Regions from separate parts of the Homo sapiens genome. Here region 2 is linked to region 1. A link is a loop called in an ENCODE intact Hi-C map of the cell type or tissue named here. Cell type or tissue: endothelial cell of umbilical vein. All regions are shown on one strand. Links, peaks and the distances in the headings refer to the core of each region. The heading gives the core; the rest is flanking DNA. Region 1 has its middle 15 kb from the start of CCDC190. Region 2 has its middle 86 kb from the start of RGS4.

The links. Peaks named below come from ENCODE experiments on the same cell type or tissue, not always from the same donor. Only the 100,000 strongest peaks of a DNase experiment are listed, where the experiment ranks them.
Region 2: it touches region 1 in a loop (4-fold over the local background); 3 of 110 quality-filtered maps call a loop at or near these places.

Annotation. Positions count from the first base shown.
Region 1 is chr1:162,870,501-162,882,536 of GRCh38, reverse strand. No RefSeq gene overlaps it. Among named protein-coding and RNA genes, the nearest start is that of CCDC190, 15 kb to the right of the region's middle. In endothelial cell of umbilical vein, for the core only: a CTCF peak has its summit at 4,361; a DNase peak (open chromatin) is centred at 4,336.
Region 2 is chr1:162,977,088-162,989,123 of GRCh38, reverse strand. It overlaps the pseudogene LOC107985222. Among named protein-coding and RNA genes, the nearest start is that of RGS4, 86 kb to the left of the region's middle. RefSeq lists enhancers at 9,691-10,366, 10,367-11,043. In endothelial cell of umbilical vein, for the core only: no CTCF peak of the experiment used is centred there; a DNase peak (open chromatin) is centred at 4,223; H3K27ac peaks cover 1,995 bases.

The DNA.
Region 1 (12,036 bases), core at 3,285-5,784:
GAGTATCTCAGACACATGCAGAATGTGGCATAAACACTCCTTTAAATTCCTGTTGTCGTCACTTTCCCCAAAGGGACATCTCCTGCACCCCAGCCAGCTACGTGCCTCCCTGCATTCTCAGCCAGATGCAGGTTGGCCAATGGGGCCGCCATCTGGTCTCTGAAAGCCCATTATAGCCATAACAGGCAGCTGAATCTAGTTATAAATGCCAGCCTCTCTCAGCCTGGCTGTCTCAGGCTTGAAATCACACACTTAGGAAGCGTCTGCTTGGTACAGAAACACCTCTCCCATGGGAACTAAGGGAGGAGAAATCTCCAGGGACATGGACACAGGTACACAGGCTGCGGGCAGAATGAGGTTCTGGACAAGGTGAAGAAGCTCTTTCCTTTCACCCCACGCCCTGCTCTGTTATCTTCCCTTGCTTACCTGTGAGGAGCACGTACACACAGATACACCCCTGGAATGATTCTCTTAGAAATACTGTAAGAAATGGGGCTTTGTTTAAAGCAAGAGCAGGTAAGGGACCTCAGAACATCTAGGACTGTCAAGCAAAGAGCTGCCTGCACTAGTAGTAGCCAGGTCCACAGAGAGCCCAGGCCTTAGGTCACAGGGATAGGAGGCTGATGTGGAGGCCACTGGGGCCCTCGGGGCTAGGGCCAGGAGTGGGCAAGTGCTGTGAGAAAACACCATTCTCACTTCCACCGTTCTTCTGTGATCCTGTGAAAGGCCAGATGCAGCCACATAGGAGCTGCTGGGCACTCAGAGGATGGAATGCATAGGAGCAAATCTCACCATCCACTGCTCTGGATGGCGCAGCGTCCACATGCACGTCCCTTTCCAATGAGGAGCCAGGGTCTTCCCTCAGTGTGCCAGCTCTGATGTTCAAAATAAAGGTTTAAGGCAACAAAAGCCCTGAGAAGTCCAGAATGTCCCCTCATTCCTGTCCTGACGGGCTGAGTGCCCTGCTGCACTTCACCAGGCTTTGTTGAAGCCTTCACATGTTTTTTGCTTCCATGACTAGCACAGCCCCGTCCCCCTGCCTGGAATGCCCTTCCTGCTCTATCCCTCCTCATCAACTCTGCTGGAAGCAGAAGAGTGGTCAACAACACAACCTCTGAATGTTAGACTGCCTGGGTTCAAATCCGAACCTCCCTATGTGCCTTTCCTTTAGCATGAGGAGGAGGATGATATAGTAGTTACTTCATAAAGTTGTTTTAAGAGACAATATATGTAAAGGGTTTAAAACAGTGTCTAGTCCATATTAAAAAGAGAAGGGACACCTGTCATTATTCCACAAAGACCTTTTTGAGTCTTCTCTCATCTTGTTATAGCCATTCTTCCTAAAAATTCCTGATTAGATCCCATTTGTCAATTTTGGCTTTTGTTGCCACTGCTTTTGGTGTTTTAGACATGAAGTCCTTGCCCATGCCTATGTCCTGAATGGTAATGCCTAGGTTTTCTTCTAGGGTTTTTATGGTTTTAGGTCTAACGTTTAAGTCTTTAATCCATCTTGAATTAATTTTTGTATAAGGTGTAAGGAAGGGATCCAGTTTCAGCTTTCTACATATGGCTAGCCAGTTTTCCCAGCACCATTTATTAAATAGGGAATCCTTTCCCCGTTGCTTGTTTTTCTCAGGTTTGTCAAAGATCAGATAGTTGTAGATATGCGGCATTATTTCTGAGGGCTCTGTTCTGTTCCATTGATCTATATCTCTGTTTAATTGACAAATGGGATCTAATTAAACTAAAGAGCTTCTGCAGGGCAAAAGAAACTACCATCAGAGTGAACAGGCAACCTACAAAATGGGAGAAAATTTTCACAACCTACTCATCTGACAAAGGGCTAATATCCAGAATCTACAAGGAACTCAAACAAATTTACAAGAAAAAAACAAACAACCCCATCAAAAAGTGGGCAAAGGACATGAACAGACACTTCTCAAAAGAAGACATTTATGCAGCCAAAAAACACATGAAAAAATGCTCACCATCACAGGCCATCAGAGAAATGCAAATCAAAACCACAATGAGATACCATCTCACACCAGTTAGAATGGCAATCATTAAAAAGTCAGGAAACAACAGGTGCTGGAGAGGATGTGGAGAAATAGGAACACTTTTACACTGTTGGTGGGACTGTAAACTAGTTCAACCATTGTGGAAGTCAGTGTGGCGATTCCTCAGGGATCTAGAACTAGAAATACCATTTGACCCAGCCATATATACCCAAAGGACTATAAATCATGCTGCTATAAAGACACATGCACACGTATGTTTATTGCGGCACTATTCACAATAGCAAAGACTTGGAACCAACTCAAATGTCCAACAATGCTAGACTGGATTAAGAAAATGTGGCACATATACACCGCAGAATACTATGCAGCCATAAAAAATGATGAGTTCATGTCCTTTGTAGGGACATGAATGAAATTGGAAATCATCATTCTCAGTAAATTATCACAAGAACAAAAAACCAAATACCACATATTCTCACTCATAGGTGGGAATTGAACGATGAGAACACATGGACACAGGAAGGGGAACATCACACTCTGGGGACTGTTGTGGGGTGGGGGGAGGGGGGAGGGATAGCATTAGGAGATATACCTAATGCTAAATGACGAGTTAATGGGTGCAGCACACCAGCATGACACATGTATAGAGATGTAACTAACCTGCACATTGTGCACATGTACCCTAAAACTTAAAGTATAATAATAAAAAAAAATTCCTAATTAGAAGGGTCACATTTTTTTTTAGTTGTTAATTTAGACACCTGTCTCCTTTCCTCATCTTTGAGCTTCTCAAGGAACAGGATCATAGCTTATTAATTTTTGCCACCTTCGGTACAGAGTTTGGCATTAAGCAGGTGTATTTGAAAGTGTATTGAATTAAATTTATTGAAAAACTTCAACTAATAATAATACTTTTCATTTCATGGATGATAACTGTGTGCTAGGAGCTTTACTTGAATTGGTAAGTCTTTACATTTAAAATCATATATTTTTCTCCTGGCTCACAAGTTTGGCTCTCAGAAATATGAAGGAAAATGCTACTATAAACAGTTGAGGACTTAAAGAAAAAGAACTAATTGGAGAAGTAGAATTAAATACAAATATTGATCCTCGAGAGAGAGAGAAATGTAGGAAAAAAATTGTTGTCTAGAAGTTTATTAACACAAAAGAAGGTGATTCTGTGTGGTCAGTTGGGTCTTTAGGAAGGCTGGTTTAAGTCCAGAAAAGAGCGATATATAACTTAGAGACATGTCTAAAGAGAGAAGGAAGTCCTTCAAAATAATTGAAAAATAAGGAAGAAAGTAGATCAGCACAAAACAAACCAAAGTGGATGCATGTGGTGCTCCGAAGTGAGCTCCAGTTATAAGTAGCAGAAAATGAAAGAAGCTCAGTCACATCCAATGTGACCTAGGCTGCGAGGACAGGTATTAGTAAGGCCAAAGTCTGGAGCCAGTTGAGGCAGAAGGAAAACGCTAAAGAGAGCCACAGAGGTTCTTTCTCTCAGTGGGAAGAGGCTATTGTCCAATATTCAGATAGACAGAAAGGATAGTTCCGCGGCTTAGGAAGGGACGTCATCTTGACAGATAACAGAGAGAAGGAAGAACAACTCAGCTCTTGTTCACCTTCATTCTCTCCATTAAGGATAAGCATCAGCAAATTAGGAAGTGGAAAACAAGCATTTTCAAGAGGGAATTGATGACCAAAATGAGTGAAACGATAGTGAGAAAACCCTTAGCAAGTTAAAAGAACTCAAATCCCATGCCCAGGTAAATTTTATAATGACGGTCATCACAAGTCACATTTCTTTGGCATTCTATGGCTTTAAAAAAGTCCTTTCCCTCTGTTATCACATTTTATGAATTTAACGTCAAAATGGCTTCTAGAGTTCAGAATGAAGAGTTGACATGAACCTTTAGGCAGAACCCTCTAGAAACAATTTTTTTGACTGACACAGAAGAGTAGTCCTCATTTCATTTTAGCAACCAAGAAGAGAGAATTCAAACCCGTGGCATGATTTTGCCCTTTTAAAAAGTTTTTTTTTTAATGTTTCCTAACTTCCATCATGCAAAAAATAACTTCAGCTAAGTCATCTTAAGAAAAATGAAAACCCCCTTTAATGAAACAGCATGTTGTGGGCATTAGGAGAAGCAAATGTTACATGTAAAAGAAAGGTGAAGGAAAGGAGAGAGGTCTTACTTGTTGGGCCAAACAGGAGCTCATGCTCTCTTCTGACTTACCCCACTGAGGTTCATGCCCAGGGCCCAGACACTTCCAATGTCCTGAGTTCCTGCTCAAAGGTTTTGCGCACAGAGAGTGGTTTAGGAGCGCCACCCCATGTCAGACTCAGAAACTACAACAAGTTTTCACAAGTCCTGAAGAATCACTTTAACTAGACGTATCCAACTGAAATTCTGGCCATAGCCTAATTTCAAGCCTATGGTTATTTCCCTAGTCCATGCAACTGAATTCCAACACAGATTTAATAGTCTCTATTGAATGATTTAAAAAACTGTGCTAGGCAAAATAGAATCATGAGACTGGATGGTATCATTACCATGATGTTAAGTGACACTAAGTTCTCCTTTGACTATGCAAGTGGCCTAAAGATTCAGGTGTTTCAAAGTGGAAGCCCTCTCATTCCCTCACTGTCTTCCTGTCCTTTATCCCCCTCTCTGCAGTTCTCCATCCTCTCTTGGACCCTCCCCATCTTTACGGCCCATGCTTCAGGGAATAACAAAGCCTGGCCCCAAAACCCTTGTTGAGTCTCAACAATTCTGCCATCTCAAGCATCCATTGAATTTCCAGAGAATTTTCCTTGGCCCAGCATTTTCTGAATTTAGAGTCAGGAAATGATATGCATTGGTCCTAGGTATGAGGAGAGGAAGTGGACGATGGCTGAGGGTGTGTAGGTGTTGTAAAGGAGAGTGTAATGATGTGGGATGGGCTGTAGGTGTTTCCACTTTAACACACTCTCTCCATCATATTGCTTCCTAATTTACTTAAAATGGTAACACATTTTGCTCAATCAGACATTTTCTCCCATTGACCATACCGACTAACTTGCATATTCCTTGTAAAAACAAAACCTGCCTTTAATTCCACTTGCAAAATAACAATTCTGACTTTATTGTGTTTAAAGTAAATTTGGCTTCTTCTTTTCTTTAATTACAAATGGTCCCAACCATGGCAGTGCCAGAATTCCAGAATGGATGACCAAGGGCTGGAGTGGAATCCCTGGCTCTAGAACTTCTTTAGAAATTAACAGATGTGAAGGTAAAAGGTGTACAATCTTAAAGGGCTCAGGTTTCTTCTCAGCAACATCTTTGAGAAATAACCCAGTAGGTGTAGTTTCATGCCTTAGTCCATCCAGGCTGCTATAACAAGATACCATAAACTAGGCAGTTTAGAAACAAAAGAAACTTATTCCTCACAGTTCTGTAGGCTGGAAAGTCCAAGACCAAGGTGCTAACAGTTTTTGGTGTCTGATGAGTGTTTCCTGGTTCACAGATGGCCATTTTCCTGTGTGTCCTCACATGACAGAAGGGAGGAGGGAGTTCTCTGGGGCCTCTCTTCTAAGACACTAATCTCACTCATGAGAGAGAGCTCCACCCTCAGGACCTAATAACCTTCCAAAGGCTCCACCTCTAAATACCATCACATTGGGGATTAGGTTTCAACATACGAATTTTGGGAAGACACAAACATTTAGTCCATAGCACCTGAACTGCTTTCCCCGTGCAAAAGATGGAGTGAATGAGAATCGGATGGAAGTAAGGGGAGAGACACAGCAGTGAAGAGCACAAAAGCAGTAAATTCGTCTGCAGGATGTGGTGTGGGGGAACACTCACAGGTGCTCTGCCCCAGTTGCTTCTATCCTTTAAGAGCTTCAAATTCAGCTGTTTGCATTTCCAAGCCATTCCCAGGCTTCTCTTCTTTAATGGAGGGAAGACTCAATGAAGTTTGAAGCTAAGGGAATCTTTAATTTGCCAATTTCAGGGACTGCATCAGATAAGATCATAAAACGTAGGGTGGTGACATCAGATTCTCTACTCAGGATAGTTGAGTTCAAAGTTGGTCTTGGCTCCCTTGAAGCAAGAAAGAAGGTCAGGCTTTCTGGGGAGACCTGTAGGTTTTGCTGAGGAGTGGGCATGACCCTCCTCTCTGATGCTGTTGCACCCCACTCCCAGAAGATCTCTTCTGTAAGGTTCACAGGTGCTGCTGGTTGGTATCCTCCCCACTTTCTTTCCCTTTATCAGGTGCTGCAGTAAAACTCGGGATGCTTTGGAAATTTTCTAAGACCCCAATTCTTCTAAAGATGGGTTTGGCAAGAGGTAGCCTCTAAAACCCAGCTCCCAAGCATAAGAAGAGGATTTGTAAAAAATATTGGGCATAGAATGAGCATGGGCTGGCTCAGTTAAAAAAAAAAAAAGATAGGCTGAGACAAATGGGTTAGGGATAATAAAAAAGGGAGGTACCCAGTGGCCAAAACAGAAGCATTTCATTAGCAAGTTTTTTCTCCTTCGAGAGCAGGCAGAAGTACTTCAAAATGATAATAGGTTGATGAGATTACAATGATTTTTTGAACTATTTTTCCTAAACTTTATTTTCCAGATTTCTTGCAATAAACAAATCTCAATTTCATACTCACCAAATATTAAACATGACTATGAATAAGAGATCTTTTATATCAGTATTTATTAAATTTATTTCTAAGTTATAATGATTTCTATTTTCTACCTTTGATAGTAGGTGGCGACCAAATTTAACTTTTCTTTGATGATGGGGATATTGGAGGGCATGGTGTTCACTGATGTCAATATAATTTTTCATTACACAATACTTATAAAGAATCTGGAATCTGAATCCTTTTGTCACTGCTGCCATAACTAGAGGTGCATTTCCATAGCAAACATCTAATTCTAAGGCTAAAGAATTTTATTTCTCAAGCAAAGACATACTATTGGAAGGTTTTAATCAATGGAATGACGTGAAGATTAATCTGGTACTGTGAGAAGGGACCAAAGTAGAGAAATCAATTAGGAGTCCATTATCATGGTTTAGACATAAGGAATCAAAAGGAGGATGGCATTGATATTAAGGAAGAAATGGAAGCAGAGGATACTGTAATGAGGCAGTTAAGAGGGCTTAGTAATGGATACATGTATCAAGGGAAACAGAAGGATCAGTGATGATGACAAGCCCAAGGATCTGGAATAATGAGGGTATTAGCAACAGAAATAAGTTAATCAAATGGTGAAGATGCTACATTAAGACGCATGTCATATTACTGGAAATGTTATAACAATAGATTAATAAGACATGTTGGTAATTAAAATAGCATGATTCCTAGTAGTGAATACAGTAAAGATTAAGATAGCAGCAATTTTTAATGTAAAAATCTACAAATTATATATTTGTGAATATTGGAAATAAAAAGTGGATAACACTGACCTAAAAGTGAAGGGCTTCACAGGAATTCTTTCGAAGTTGCTGTTATGGGTTGAACTGTGGCCCCCAAAAAGATATGTTAAAGTCCTAATCTCTGGTGCCTTGAATTTGACCTTATTAAGAAATATGGTTTTTTTATGGAAGGTTTATGTTAAAAATAGCACCTAACTTCTGTTAATTTGTATAATAACTCAGGAACTCAGAGTGGTATAAAGGCTGACTTGGTTTGTGCACTTGAAATTCAGTTTCTCTTTGGCAAATAAATTCATTTATTTGTGAATGGGAATAGTATTAAAGAATGTTTTGAGGCAAAAAAAAAAAGAAATATGGTTTTGCAGATGTAATCAAGTTAAGATGAATTCATACTGAATTAGGGTAGACCCTAATCCAATGTGATTGGTGTCCCTATAAAAGGAGAAGAAACACAGCAAGACACAGAGGGAAGATGGCCACAAGAAGATGGAGGCAGAAATTGGAATTATGCTGCCACAGCCAAGGAATATCTGGAGCTACCAGAAGCTGGAAGACGCAAGGAGAGATCTGCCTCTAGAGCCTCCAGAGGGAGCACAGCCCTGCTAACATCTTGATTTCAGATTCCTGGCCTCCGGAACTGTAAGAGAATAAATTTACATTGTTTTAAGCCACCTAGTTTGTGGTACTTTGTTATGGAAGCCATAGCAAATTAATGTAGTCCCTATTCAGCCTTCAGTGTAGGGGAAAAGAAGTAGATGTTTAGTTTGCCAGGTGGCGTAAATATTGCAGGACTATGTCTCTATGGAGATCCACTATTGTATAAAGTTACCCATTAAACAGATGGAGAGATTAGGAGTGTGTTAGTTCACATAATAACTCTGTGTACTTTTTCCTCGGTAAGTACACAAAATAACTCTGTGTACTTTTTCCTCCATAAGGGTGGCCACTGCTGTTATCTGATCACTGTGTGACAGAAGGCTGAAGCCTTATAACCAGAAATAAAGAGGTCCGTCCAGCTTTCTTTCCTGGCACAAACCATCCCTGCTAGAAATGAAGCATCCTTAGTACCTCATTGCCCTTGTCTTGTGAAGGCTGCTGGTTTTTAGGAAACTGACAAGCTCACAAAGTGTTTATTTCAATACAAAATGGGAAGACAAAGGGCAGAAAGCTTGGATTTAAATAAAAAATGAGTCAGTTGAGGGAGTATGAAAGTATGGAAATGAATCAACCTACAATGAATGTGAGATGACCGCAACAAGCATGGTACACCGTGTCGACTATTGTTTTCCCAACTCAAAAAATTAGTAAGGCATTTGGCATTATTTTTAAAACACTCTCATCTTTCTAGTTTGATAAGAGAAGCACTAAAGAGCACTTTAGTGTTTACTTAGGAAAATTAAAACATTGAGTTACTAAAGTTCCTAAGGAAGCTTATTTAACTTGCTATTTTTTTCTAATTAATACTTCATGTGACATATATGTATTGAACACTTCTTGTGAGCCAGGCATTGTGCTATATGCTGAAGATACCAAGAATGGTAATAAAATAAGTCCCTCCAATCAAGCAGTTTGCACACCATTAGGGGAAATAGACAAACAGTGCAAGGGTACTGAGATTTTTAAAAATTGCAACATAATACTGGTTAGAGTTCAAAGACTTAATAATGATGATGATACTAGTAATGTCAATACTATATGTTTTACATGTGTGAATTAGGGGAAAGAGAGAAAAGTATGCCTAATTACCTCTGGAAAAATAAGGTTGCCTACCTACCCTCTTGGCACATTCCTGTTTCTCCGATGGGAACAAAAGGCCAATGTAGGGAGAAGGAGCCAGGAAGAGAAAAGTATACAAGACCTACAGCTTCGAGAATTCATATTGCCTTTGGAGAAATGCAAACAGTGCAGGGAAGAGGTGTGGGAAAGTGTGAGAGATGAGGTAGGGGCCAGATCCTGAAAAATCTTTTGTGGGTATCATTCTCTGAGCCAGTTTTCTTCGGACTGGTGTTTATAAATAGATAAGGCAGGGAGGGGCATTTTGAATTCCTCTACAAGAATGTATGAAGGCAAGTGCATTTGATTCATTTCAAATATAATCTTTAAAAAAATAACATTGGCATATTCTGACTATTTGTATAATCATCTTTTAAGGTAGTGCTGCCACATGATTTTAAACTTTGCATTTTCACTTATATTTATAATAATTAATTTTTATTTAATTGTAGCCTATTGCATATTAAGGGTGCTGAGCATCAAATTAATCTTAGCTCTCTATCTTTGTAGTAGTATCTGTGCCAGAGAGTCCTGGTTGACTCCTAATATAAATTTCTCCTTCTTTCAAAGTAGTGGAACCCCAAATATTTAGATGGGTACATGGCTGCCCAGGAAGAAACAAACAAACAAACAAACAAAAACATTGCCCAGACTCCTTTGCAGCTAGATGTGGCCATGTGAATAAGTTCAAGTCAATAAATTTTAAACAAGTTTCTTGTAACAGCTTCTGGAATCTTCCTTAAATACATGGTGATTTTTTTATATACACAGGTGATTTTAAACATACCATCGGATGTATTGTTTAAATATCCCATGTACTTACTGATTTCTGATTGAATCTATCAATTATTCATAAAAGTAAATAAGTAAAGAAACATTTTCCAATGTGATTCTGGATGTCACTTTTTTCTTACAGTTATTTTAATTTTCACTTTATACATTTCAAGTCCATGTTTTGGGAGTGATATTGAAATATTTTAGATCATCTCAGTAACTGTGATTTAACTGAGAAATGCCTTATGATTTCATTGTTTTCATTTGCATTTATATTCATAACCATTTTGGTATAAAGTAGAGCTTCTTTTTTTAAATTTCAGTCTGACAATTCTTGACTTTTAATTGGTATATTTAGTCATTTATATACATAATTACTGATACATTTGGACTTAAATTTCTGTCTTATTTTGTACCTTCTGTTTTATCTTTCTCCGTTTTCAGATTTTTTTAATCATTTCAATGTTTGTCTCCTGCCAGTTTGTAAGTCGTATCCTTTTATTTAATCCTTTTAGCTGTTACCCCAGAAATGACAACAAGAGTCTTTTTTTTCCATAAGTTATTGGGGTACAAGTGGTATTTGGTTACATGAGTAAGTTCTTTTGTGGTGATTTGTGAGATTTTAGTGCACTCATCACACCAGCAGTATACATGGCACCATATTTGTTGTCTTTTATCCCTCAGCCCCTTCTCACTCTTCCCCCCAAGTCTCCAAAGTCCATTGTATCATTCTTATGCCTTTGCATCCTCATAGCTTAGCTCCCACATATCAGTGAGAACATATGATGTTTGGTTTTCCATTCCTGAGTTACTTCACTTAGAATAATAGTCTCCAGTCTCATCCAGCTCACTGCAAATGCTGTTAATTCACTCCTTTCTATGGCTGTGTAGTATTCCATTGTATATACATACCACAATTTCTTTTTGCACTCATTGATTAATGGGCATTTGGGTTGGTTCCACGATTTTGCTATTGTAAATTGTGCTGCTATAAACATGAGTGTGCAAGTATCTTTTTTGAATAATGACTTCTTTTCCTCTGGGTAGATAGCCAGTAGTGGGATTGCTGGATCAAATGGTAGTTCTACTTTTAGTTCTTTAAGGAATCTCCACACTGTTTTCCATAGTGGCTGTTAGTGGCTGTACTTGTTTACATTCCCACCAGCAGTGTAGAAGTGTTCCCGCATCCATGCCAACATCTACCTTTTTTATTTTTTGATTATGGCCATTCTTGTAGGAGTAAGGTGGCATCTTATTGTGGTTTTGATTTGCATTTCCCTGATCATTAGTGGTGTTGAGCATTTTTTCATATGTTTGTTGGCCATTTGTATATCTTCTTTTGAGAATTGTCTATTCATATCCTTAGCCCAATTTTTGATGGGTTTGTTTGGTTTTTTCTTACTGAGTTTGTTGAGTTTGTTGTAGATTCTGGATATTAGTCCTTTGTCAAATGTATAGATTGCAAAGATGTTCTCCCATTCTGTGGGTTGTCTGTCTGCTGACTGTTCCTTTTTTCCATGCAAAAGCTCTTTAGTTTAATTGGGTCCCAGATATTTATCTTTGTTTTTATTGCATTTGCTTTTGGGTTCTTGGTCATGAAATCCTTGCCTAAACTAATGCATAGAAGGGTTTTTCCAATGTTATCTTCTAGAATTTTTAGAGTTTCAGGCCTTAGGTTTAAGTCCTTAATCCATCTAGAGTTGATTTTTGTATAAGGTGAGAGATGAGGATCCAGTTTCATACTCCTGCATGTGGTTAGCCAATTATCCTAGCATAATTTGTTGAAAAGGGTGTCCTTTTCCCAATTTGTGTTTTTATTTGCTTTGTCAAAGATCAGTTGGCTGTAAGAATTTGGGTTTATTTCTGGGTTCTCTATTCTGTTCCATTGGTCTATGTGCCCATTTTTATACCAGTACCATGCTGTTTTGGTGACTATGGCTTTACAATATAGTTTGAAATCAGGTAGTGTGATGCCTCCAGATTTGTTCTTTTTGCTTAGTCTTGCTTTGGCTATGCAGGTTTTTTTGTTGTTGTTCTACATGAATTTTAG
Region 2 (12,036 bases), core at 3,252-5,751, 110 kb before region 1:
GTCCCTGATCTAAAATCCACCAGGTGCCTCAGAGGGTTCTGCAGGTCTTTTCCCAAGATAGAGCATCCCCTGGAGGTGGGAAACTTGTAATGACACCTTCCTTTACCTCACTCCCCATTAGTGTCACCTGGGGAATCCAGTCTAGGGGTGGAGGAACAGGGTCTGACAAAGGGATTTCAAAGTCTTGCTTTGAAAACAGCTTTAGAATGCTCTAAGCCAATTGCAATTAAAGTTCTAATGGAAATCTCATAGGGTAGTGAGTTCAGGAGGTTTTCTAACTAGAATAAACACAGCCACTAATTAGTGATCTTGGATAAGTGACATACACACACAGGTATAACTGGTGGCTATTTTGTCATGATGCACTTCTCTACCTGACTCTCCAAAGCCTACTGTCATAGCTGTGTGCTCTGCTGAGTCCACTACCCTGTGCTGCCTACTAGCAAACAGCAACCTGGCTTTTCAGATAGCATAGTTCAGAGTACCCACACATCTTGCCACCATGCATGGGTGCCCCACCTTGCTTGAACTTCTCCTAGGGTCCCTTTAAGGCATTCAGAAACAGGAACATAGTTGTCCAGAGCTAATCATGAAGATGGCTGTATGGCTGTAACTGAGAGCTGTGGCGGGGGACGATGAGTGGGCTCTGTGCTCAGAAGCCTCTGTAGCAGATCTGTTGTTCAAGGCCAGAAAGGGCCAGGGAGATAGGCCAGGCAGGTAAGACATTTTTGCCCTCCTTTTCCTTCTTCACCCTCATTAGTCAAAGAAGTTCTCCAAAATAGCAAACTTTTCTTAAACCAGGACTCCACATATGGGCCAGGGAACTGAGATATATCCAAAATATCAAGGGTTACCAGGTGCTTAATTTGCAATATGAGGAGGAGCTCCTTGGAATCTCATTTTCATGGGATGAGAATGGTGCTGGTATAGGTAAAAATTCATGAGAGGGAGAGGAGCTGGAGAAGCCCTTCTCACGGCAAAGCTACTGAAGAGATCTCTTTGCCTGAGACAAGGCCATAAGCACCTGGATCACTCCCAGGGCTGCAAGCTTATTCACCTCTGACTCACAGGATGACTGTGATTAAATTTCATTATCCATTCAGTCTCCAGGTCTAGAGGTTTTTGGTTTTAGGTAGACTATAAGCTTCAGCTCCTCTAAAGGGTTTTTGACTAATGTGCACTGTTATTGAATCACAGTAGATTTTCACACATTCATAATTATTCCTCTGAAGCAGCACATATTCACTGTTATCTCTGGATAAGAGGAGCAGAGAGAACAACAATGTCATTTCACTCCTTTCTTCTAAGAGATGGATGCAATTTGTGACCTAGTTTTTTGAGTACCCTGAATTCCCTTGGGGCTGAAGAAAAGAACACAGCTTTGAAAGGCTGAAGTGAGGATCAAATGAGAAAATAAAATATGTTGCCATAGACCCCCCAGGACTCCCTCACACTAATGAGGGGTGCTGCAGGGAAGTCGGGGGGTGGTTATTCACTGTGCTATGCCTAGTGATACACATAAAAACAGAAAAAAAATGTGCATATAGGAGATAATGATGAATCCTGTTATTATACTGCCTAAATTTGTAATGGAATAGATCATTTTGATTTTCAATCTGCCTGAATTCCTTATTAAGAGATGCCTAACTTATATGTCAGTTTTAAATTATGGATGCCAAGTACAGGGTAATAGTAAAATTGGGTTTCCAGAGGATGCACAAACCCATTTAAGATTTTGGGGAAAAAAAGGTTAAATAGCTACTCCTATGTTTAGGCTGAGCCAGGAATAAAACAGACAGGAAAACTGGTGTTCTATGAGTGATCAAAGAAGCCCACATGATGGGGTCTATACCCATACTCACACCATTCAACATCTCCAATCTACATTTGAGTAACTGATTTTCCAAACATCTAAATGCTACAGGGCAGTTCAGTATGGGGTCTATAGGCTTTCAGTAACCCCCTCTTCCCCATACATTCCCTCCCAAGCTAAGCTGCTTCTGTCAGTAGACATGGAAATTTTGCTGTGTAATTGGAAATGTAGAAGGAAATTCTTGTTAGAGAAAGAGGGGCGAGGTAAAGATGGAGAAAGACAGAGGAGATGGTACAGAATCTTTTTCTACATTTCTTCATCCATGAGAATGCATACCTTGACCTCACCATCCCAAATGCTAATATTTGCTGTTTTACAGTTAAGAGATATTACTAGCAGAAAGGAGATACTCTAGCAAGACCTATTCTTATGTTTCCATTTTGCAGGAGGCCGAGAAGAAGGAAGTGATTCCAGAAAGGTATCACCATTCCTCAGTTACGAAACCCAAGTGAGACCACAATATCCTGACTTCCAGTCTAGAGCTATCTGTAATGCAATAAATCTCTTCACAGGAGCATATACACTGGGAACGGGAACTCTCACAGGTAAGAAAATCCTTCAAGCTCCAAATAAATGAAATAGAAAATTTGCATGCTCAATAAGTGACAGGATAATGAAGAAACAGTTGTATTCTGTCTATACTAACACAACTTAGCAGCTTTCCAAAGTGATGGTGAAATGGCGGCAAGGTTCTGGAATAAAAAATGTATATTTTTATAAGACTAAAATATGTCTGGCCGGAACTAAAAAGCAGCATTGCAACTCCCATAAAGAGGGAATTTCATACAAGGTGAGTAGGGTGAAAGTGGGGGTGAAATGACAGATTGTGCGGCCAACTACTTATTTCTACTTGAGGATGGCCTTAACTACTCCCTCTCCAAAACTAAACCTGTTCAGTGTATCAGTAAAGCTAAATTGATCTGAGTTGCTATGGGAACACAGAAAGGAGTTCCTGGAAATGTAATAATAATTGCTGTCATCTAAAAGGGCAGTAGCTTTCTACTTCAATATCCTCCCATATGTCTGCATTAAGCTGACATTAGCAAATGGGTGTCAAAAGTCATTTGCATGCTAATTGCTAGGAGGATAACTTGCAGTGTTGGGTGCTGCTCTACTGAGCTGATTTGCTAAAGGAAAAGTTTTTCATTGTTTTTCCAGATTCAAATTCTTTTTGCATGGTATGGTTTGGCTGCCTGGGAAAGAATCCAAATGTTACCTCTCTCACAAGACACACATCTCAGGGCCCACGTAGGTCAGGGTAAGAGCTACACATTTGCATGTGGTCAGTGTATAGAGCTTGGTTTCTTAAGCTTGACAAACATCTGACAAACATTGGAAACTTCATAAGCATCTTTACTTGGTGAATTATTTGTGTTTTAGAGGAGGTAGTAGGGAAATGGAGTGTTCATGATTTCGAGAGTCAAAGAATGGAATCAGAATCACGAACCTGAAAGATGGCCTAAGGGAATCTGCTGGTTGGTCCCTTGCTACTCAAAGTATGATCCACTCATCAGCAGCACTGGCATAATCTAGAAGCTTGCCAGTGATGCAGAATTTCAGACCCTGCCCTAGACCTAATATATCAGAATCTACACTTTAACAAGATCCCTAGGTGATTTGTTTGCACATTGAAGTTTGAGAAGCATTAGTGTGGTCTAATGCTTTTACAAATAAGATGACTGAAGCCTGGAGAAGAGAAGTGACTTGCTAATGTCTTGTTGAAGATTAATAATAGCACCAGAACAAAACTCCAGTGTCTCTGAGAGTAAGACTTCTGCCATTACTCCACGTAGGCTCTCAGTAGCTGTGGTTGGGGCACGATGTTAGAAGTGGCATCCAAGACTTTCTGACTTTGTCCCTAGTTTTATGCCATCCCAAGCACTGTCCCTTTTCCAATTTCAAATTTGCACGTATTGCTGGCCCTGGTAATGTGCTCAGATTGGCCAATTTGAGTGCCAGTTTTGGGAGTGCTCCATTGTCCTGCAAAAGTAGCTGATGATAGTTGCATTCCAAATGAAAGAATAGATCTCTAGTCTTTACCTTTCCTGTATCCTCTTTCAAGGCCTCCAACAGGGGCAATCAATATGTCTTTGTGAATTACTCCAAAGAGGAATGTTTCTCCCATTTTCTAAAAGCTAGAAGCAAGGTCTTTTTCTGATAATTATAGGAATAAACAAGTGAGAACCAATAGGGAACCCAAAGAAGTATCAGATGCTTCCTTCCTCCCCAGTGCTCATAAAGCAAAGCTCTCCCTAGGCTAGAGCAAGCCTGGGTCCGTGTTCCATGTTTCACATATGAATCAGTGTAGACTGTGATTGTTTTTGCATCTCCCTTAATACCCTTTACTCCACCTCACCCAAAAGATAAGCCTATTAGAAAGTGACGTACATCCTGCTTCCAGATACAAGAGATGCCTGAGAACACAGTAATTTCCTGTAACTCTTAAAGCCTAGGATGAACTTGGCATGCCTCATTTCTACTATCCTACTTCTCACATAAATTTCTGTGTTGACTCTTCTAGGCCCATTAATCTTCACATTATTTTTGGAACATAATTCATTTAATTCCCAATTTCTTATTTTTGTTCTAGCCATTTGTTTCTGACATCTACTGCTGCATAACAAATCACACCCAAAACTTAGTGGCTTAACACAAGAATAGTTTTTATTATCTCTCATGATTTTATGAATTGACTGGGTGTCCAGCTGGACATTTCTTCTCCACATGGAGTCTGCCGGGGCTATAGTTATCTGGGGACGTCACTGGTGGGAACACTTAAGATGGCTCATTCACATGCCTTGGCAGGGCTGGGTTCATCTGGGTTGTTGGTAGGACTGAGTCTCTCTCTTTCTCTCTTAACTTGGCCTCTCTAGATGTTCTCTCTAGTAAGGTAGACTTCTTATATGGCAGCTTAGGGCTCCCAAAACCACAAAAGCACAGTTTCTGCACCTTATTATGGCTTCAGTCCTGAACAGGCACCATATTAACTCCACCATTATTGTTGGTTAAAGTGAGTCACAAGAGAAGCCCAGAGACTACCAACCACAGGATTCTCAAAGAGCTTGCAGGGAAAACCAAATTTCCTTCTTTTTGCTAATCATTGTCTCTTATCTGCTCCAAAACCAGGGGAGTTCTTAATCTAGAAGTCTGTAAGTACATTTCAAGAGAGTCTATCAATATCTAAAAATTGTATTTTTACACATATTTTGAGTCGTAATGCATAGGTGGTGCACTTTTCTAGGTAAAGGATCCCTAGAATTATTGTGCTAAACAATTCTAAAAATGAGATTCTCAAAGGGTGGGTCTATGACCCAAAGAAGGCTGCAACGTTGGAATGAATGAATCACACCTGATTCTACATGCCATCTGCCCAATAATTATGTGTTGTTGTAGGTCTTTTGAAGATACATGATATGTGCTTATAATGCCTCCCACCAACTAGTTTTGAAATTCTGCTAAGGCAAGAGTCATATCTCTTCTTTATCTCAAGACTCCCTAGTTTTTAGCACTGTCTTTTAAATAATATTAATATACGCTGCATAATACATGTAGACTGATTTCCTATGAAGGGTTTATCTGAGTCTTTGTGTAAGAAGAACATAGACACAATAACCATGACTAGCATCATTCTTACCATACATTTTCTCACCCCTTTCAGTTTAAAATGCTTTCATGTGTCTTATTTGATACTTATCTAATATGAGTCTATAAGGTCAGCAGAACAGATGTTATCATGATATTATTTTTTGTGCTAAGGAAACTGAAGTTTGCATAATCTCTCTCAAAGATTTAGAGCTAGTTAGAGAAGGAACTAGGGCTGAAGTCCAATACTTCTGATTTCCACTGACCCTGGCTGTGTAGCATGAGCCACTGCGATGAGAAGGAGTGAGCACAGCGAGATAGATGTGAAAAACCAGAAGAGCAAAAAGAATAAGAATTCAAGCTTTAGCATGCATCAGGATTACTTGGAGGGCCTGTTAAGCTACAGATTGTTGGCCCCACCAACAGAGTTTCTGACTCACTAGGTGGGGACAGAGAGTTTACATTTTTAATAAGTTCCTAGGTAATGCTGATGCTGCTGGTCTGGTCTGGGGACCACATTTTGAGAGCCACTGGTCTAATCTGTAGTCACATATGATAAGAGAAACTTCCCTGAGCCTAGTGCTTCCATTAATATGAATTCATTGATGGTCCGAATATGGTTGTCACTCATTTCTGGTCTGTATTTTTTACACTCAAAAGTGAGTAATTAGAAACTCTCCCTCATCCAAAATGAACACATACCAGCACCCTTACATACCACCCTCTGCTCTGAAATGAAGGAGATCACCCTGGTAGTCAGATGCCACAAAAGTCCTTCACTTTTCATTGCCCTGAGTCAAGAGGAAAGGTCCATAAAGGAAAAGTTAATAACATGAACCTTTTAGAATGGGGAAATGAGTGTATGCATCATCCACTTACCGCTGACAGGGAATAGTTAACTGCATCAGAATTTGAGAATTATGTTCATCAGGTTATTTGGATCTTAATAATAACATAACAGAATATATCAAGGGCTAATTTTTTAAAAATACATATTTACATGAAATTATTTTATTACCAGTTTTGTAGAAGAAATGTATCCTCTTTATTTCTTAATAAGCATATTTAGGTGCTCTCTTACAATCCCTCCAGAAGCAGGTCTTGCACAATCCCCATCTTTGAATTCAAAAAAAATTCCTGAAAGACTTATTGAGGCTGGTGAACTGATAAACTCTTCATTAATGAAAAGGAGAAATGAAATTGGCCCAGTGACATGGCATTATGGAAACCTTCCTTTTTAGCCTTAAGGTCATCTTGCAGAGCACAGAGCATACTTTGAGGGGCAATGACTGTCCCTTGCCCCTTTAAGGGCTCAGGCTGTCACAAGATTGTGGAAAGCATTTATCATTTGCATTGGGAAAGGTTAATGTATTCTTCCCAAATATAAGCTCCTGTTTATGCAAAACCATGTCTCTCCTATTTGCCCTGCCAGAGCTCTGATCCAAGCTCGTATTTGAAAATTGATGGTCTCAGGTAGATATTAAAGGATTTCTAGGGCAGAACACGCTGTTGTTAATGCAATAGGGAGGAGTCTTATGTAGTCAAAATCATCTGGAATTGAATTGGTCTTTATCAAATAGAACACTTAGATTCCTATTAAATGTTCCTGTGTGGTTAGGGAAATGGCAGTTCTTCCAGAACTGCAGGCAAGAACTCTTTACTCTTTTACGTAGAGCACCTAGGAGTGGCGAGGACTGCCAGACCTGTATGATTGCTTGTTAACAGAACTGTCAGCCAAGTCAGGATGACTTATGGGCCTTCCCCTACACAGGTCCACCACTAAGAGTCCAGGGATAGAAAGAAGGAATTTTTAAAAAGACATACTTTCCAGATGAGAAAACTGAGGCATGTTAAAAAGAGATGGTTTCAAATTGTCACAGTTACAATTTAAGATAGAGCCAGACACCCTCCATTTCCATTAGTTGCTTCTGACAACAAACATTTGAGAATGTGATCATTTTAGAGCATGTAGTCAAATATACTCACTTAACAAAGTAGAAAATTAAGGTTTCACAGCACCTAAGACACACGGCTAGTTAGAAGCAGAGTCTGGAAAAGACGTAGGTGTCTTGACTCTGAGTTCATTGCTTAATCCATGCCTCTCTTTCTCTGGGCTTAAAATATTAGTTATGAGAAAGGTGATTTTGTAATCAAACAGACAATTTCATGGTGTGACTTAAAGAAGTGCTGGGTAAATCCTTTGTTCCAAAAATCTATCCTAATGCTTATTAGTTCATTATTGGAGTTTTACTCTTTGGGTCTCAAAGCCTTTTGTTCTCAGTTTTTCTATGCCAAACCTCTGGGAGACCTAAGTCTTACCAACTTTCACCTTATATCATTGCTAATCATCAGCAAAGAGCAAGACCCAAAAGGAACCAAAATGGTACCTCTTAAGGGGCCCAACAACAGCCAAAATGAAAAAGAAAACAAATAGGTAGGGCCAAAACAGATCTCTCACGTTCTGTAGTTTTCTTCTCTTTACGTTCTGCTTGGTGCTAAAACCTAAGCCTCTGAAAAGCCTAGACTCCCTCAACAAATAATCTTGACTTCCATTGGCTTCATCTGCTTATTGTTCTGAGCTGCTTGACCACAGAGCAGGGTTTCTGTGGAGGCTGAATTATGAGTCTCTCTGGTTCAGGCCCAGGAACTTTATATAATGTGAGAGTCCCTGAACAGGGCATACTGTAGCTGTCTCTCTGCTCCCACATATTTACATTTTATCCAAACAAGTAAACTGCTTTCAATTATCAGGGAATCAAAAAGAAAACACTTATCACTAAAGGGTAATATGAGGGGTGGGTATGGAAGAAGGGAATCCCTTTGCTAAGGGAGTTGGAGAAGGTGTTTATAGACTGACAGCATATTTCTATTCTGTTCTATTTTACTACAGATTAACTAAATCATCTTTTCCACAGCTGTATGCCCCTCAGACTCTAGTTAACCTACGGCAAAAGAATCCCACTAAGTCACTGCTCAGAGTGTCACCTCAATTGGCTGTATGGTGATTCTGCTGGGCATGAGTGCTCACATGTTTCTATAGGATGGCCCAAAATTTTAGGGACATTTTCCCCTTTTTGTTTAAGTCCTCATCTATCCTGAGCATTCAGATGATGGAGTAAGAAAAAATGGCAGGTAATAAAACAAGCACGGGAAGGTAGAACCGGATTCAAGTTCAGAGTCTTTGCTCACTTGCTGGGTGACTTACCCATGCATGTCCTTCAACTAAGATGTAAGCACTTACTATATTAGAGCCATTGTTCTTAGAACTGTTGCCCAAATCTACCAATAACTGTTCCCTCATATGTAAAATGGGAATCATTTATCATTTTATCAATACTTTGTAGGACTATCTGGGGATTAAATGAGACAACATGTGAGTTCCTTATCTACTGTAGGCACACAATAAGTAACAAATATTATTTTGGTGGTGCATGTTATTTTATCCTTAAAAGTAAAGTTTGAAGGCAGGGTGCAGTGGCTTACGCCTGTAATCCCAGCAGTTTGAGAGGCCAAGGCAGACGGATCACTTGAGGTCAGGAGTTCTAAACCACCCTGGCCAGCATGGTGAAACACTGTCTCTACTAAAAATACAAAAAATTAGCTGGGCATGGTGATGGGTGCCTGTAATCCCAGCTACTTGGGAGGCTGAGGCAGGAGAATCGCTTGAACCTGGGAGGTGGAGATGGCAGTGAGCTGAGATCACGCCACTGCGCTCCAGCCTGGGCAACAGAGGAAGACTCAGTCCCAGGAAAAAAAAAAAAAAAAAAAAGTAAAGTGTGAGTGGTTTTTGTGTTTCAGCACTCTTCAAAGGTACCTGAAGTGAATTTGCACCAAAGCAGCAGCTGCATTTCCTCAGTTCTATCTTCACCTTCACGATGTTTCCCTTGGTCAAAAATTCACTAAGTCATCTCCATGTTCCAAGCATTTGGCAAACAATGGCAAGGCAGAGCCACCAGAAACGTATATCTGATTTTCATGATAAAGACGGTAACGCTGTATTAGCTAGTGGAGACACTATCTGTATTGCTGTATGGACATATGTAGCAACACAAATCACAATAAAAGGGAACCTGTCCACTGTTGGCAGAGTCACCCTAAAGAAATGGAGAGATCAGTAATCATCCCAGCTGGTATAGTATTGAATTGTTTAAAAAAATACCTCATAATCAATGCCAAGTGAAAGCACTGTATACCCTTAAGATATGGCATTATTGAAGAAATAAATTTGAAACCTTCAAAAACAAACAAACAAAAATGGTAAATTCTAAGTTCTGCCTAGACCATGAGCTTGTTAAAAATCAGAGTCAATGTCTCATTCATCTTTGTTTTCCAACCCCTGTCAGAGTAACTTGCACATATCAAGCTCTCTATCCATCTTTGTGGAAATAAATGAGTAGTTAGAAATTAATAGATTGTTTAGTAATAGAGAAATACATAATTTCTCAATTCAAAGAAGTCACTGAGAACCTGGGAAAAAAGTAAAGAGTGTGTGTGTGTGTGTGTGTGTGTGTGTGTGTGTGTGTGTGTGTGTGATGAGGGATAAGAAGACAATAGGGAAGGCTGGGCGCGGTGGCTCACGCCTGTAATCCCAGCACTTCTGGAGGCGGAGGGGGGCGGCATCGCAAGGTCAGGAGATCGAGACCATCCTGGCTAACACGGTGAAACCCCCGTCTCTACTAAAAAAAAAATACAAAAACTTAGCAGGGCATTGTGGAGAGCGCCTGTAGTCCCAGCTACTCGGGAGGCTGAGGCAGGAGAATGGCGTGAACCCGGGAGGCGGAGCTTGCAGTGAGCCGAGATCGCGCCACTGCACTCCAGCCTGGGCGACAGAGCCAGACTCCGTCTCAAAAAAAAAAAAAAGAAGACCATAGGGGATACTGTGAAATCTCTATCAAATTCCCTCCCATCCACAAGTTAAACATTTAGTTTGCAGACAGTAAGTCATTAAATAATTCTTTCTAGGTCATTGTGGACTATTTGCTGTTCCATTTTTTTCACATGTGATTAATCTGAATGTGCAAATTAGGGATTTCAATGGGATTTGACTCACTTCCAGAGTCCTTGAGCTCTTGATGATATTTTTTCTTAAAATGAGGACCCCGCCTCCTTGTTTCCCACCCGCTTACTCTCTGGTTACCTTAAGTAATGAAGCCACATGGGAACACATCAGAGATTCTGATTCGGAATGCATCTGATTCCTTCCTGTTTGGATCAGTTTCTCGGCACCCAGTTCATTTCTGAAAGCACATCAATTCCAGGATGTGCAAGACCCTGGGACAGAGTATTCTCTCACCGTCTGCTAATGAGATAAGTGCCGCAAGTTAACAGGCGGCCACGGGAATAACAACAAGCACTCCAGTATGCATTTCCTCTAATTACCCATGTTTGTGTTCTTGCTAATTTGAGAGGGATTTCTGTGATGAGGCAAGGCTTCATTCCTTTTCCTCCCTCCCCTAACACTGGCCTTCTAAGGAATATCTATAAAATTTCCTCCTCTGCTGGTAGGACTGTACCACTAATTAAAGCACTGTGGACTAACATGGCCATCTGGATCCCATCTGTTGTTCTTCCAGAGACTGAGAGGGCAGCATGGAGGGCCAGAGTTGATCACTAGTTGATCAACTAACCTTCATCTCTGGTACTTTACATCTTAGTGAGAAGGTCAGAGATCAAGAGGGCACAATTGAATGTCACTTATGGGGCAGTGGAAGCACTTCCTCTGTTATATTGGTATATTTACATGGACTCAATTATACCAAGTCTTTACAATAGATTTAGTGCCATGTGGATCCTACAGATGGCATGAAAATAATATATGATATGGAGGCTGGCAGAGAGAGAAAGAAAGAGCAAGGACAGAGTCTTCAAGAAGAACAAGACCCATGTGGGCTTATTTCTATACCTCCAATAGCAGCCTGTAGGAAGTAACAAGAGTGACCCACTATTAACACCTATCATATACCAGGTGGTTCTTCTAAGCCTTGTATAACTTAAATGTCAGCCCCTGACTGTCCCTAAGTTCTCCAGCTTTTTGAAGTCATCTTGTCTTTTAACATTTAAGTAAAAATGGGCTTGAATGTCCCTCTTATGTACATTAGGAAACTTGGGGTCCTTCTCAATATCTCCAAGGGTTCTTAGGGTGCTCATATTCCTTGTAACTCCTCCTGTTTCTGAGTTCCTTCTCCCAAATAATGTATTTGATATTGCCTTGCATTTTATTATGAAAATTAGCAAACAGATGCAAAAGAAAAGAGTGCAATCAATCGGGTACTTAGCTTCAACAAGGGCCAATGTGTGATTAAAATTTTAAATCAATGTCTCTCACTTCCTACCATAACTGGATCATTTTAAAGAAAATCCTAGACACATTATTATTCCCAGGAATAATAATACTTCATTCATTAAAAATTCAGTGTGTATGGTGAACAGAGTGTAAGGTGATTCTCACCATTCCTATTTTCTGGTGTTTCTATTTTTATGTAGTTCCCTCCTTATGAGTGTGGGCAGAACGTGTGACTTCCCCCCAACCAATTGTGTGTACATAAGACTGTAATATCCATCCTTCTAGGAGATTCTCTCCC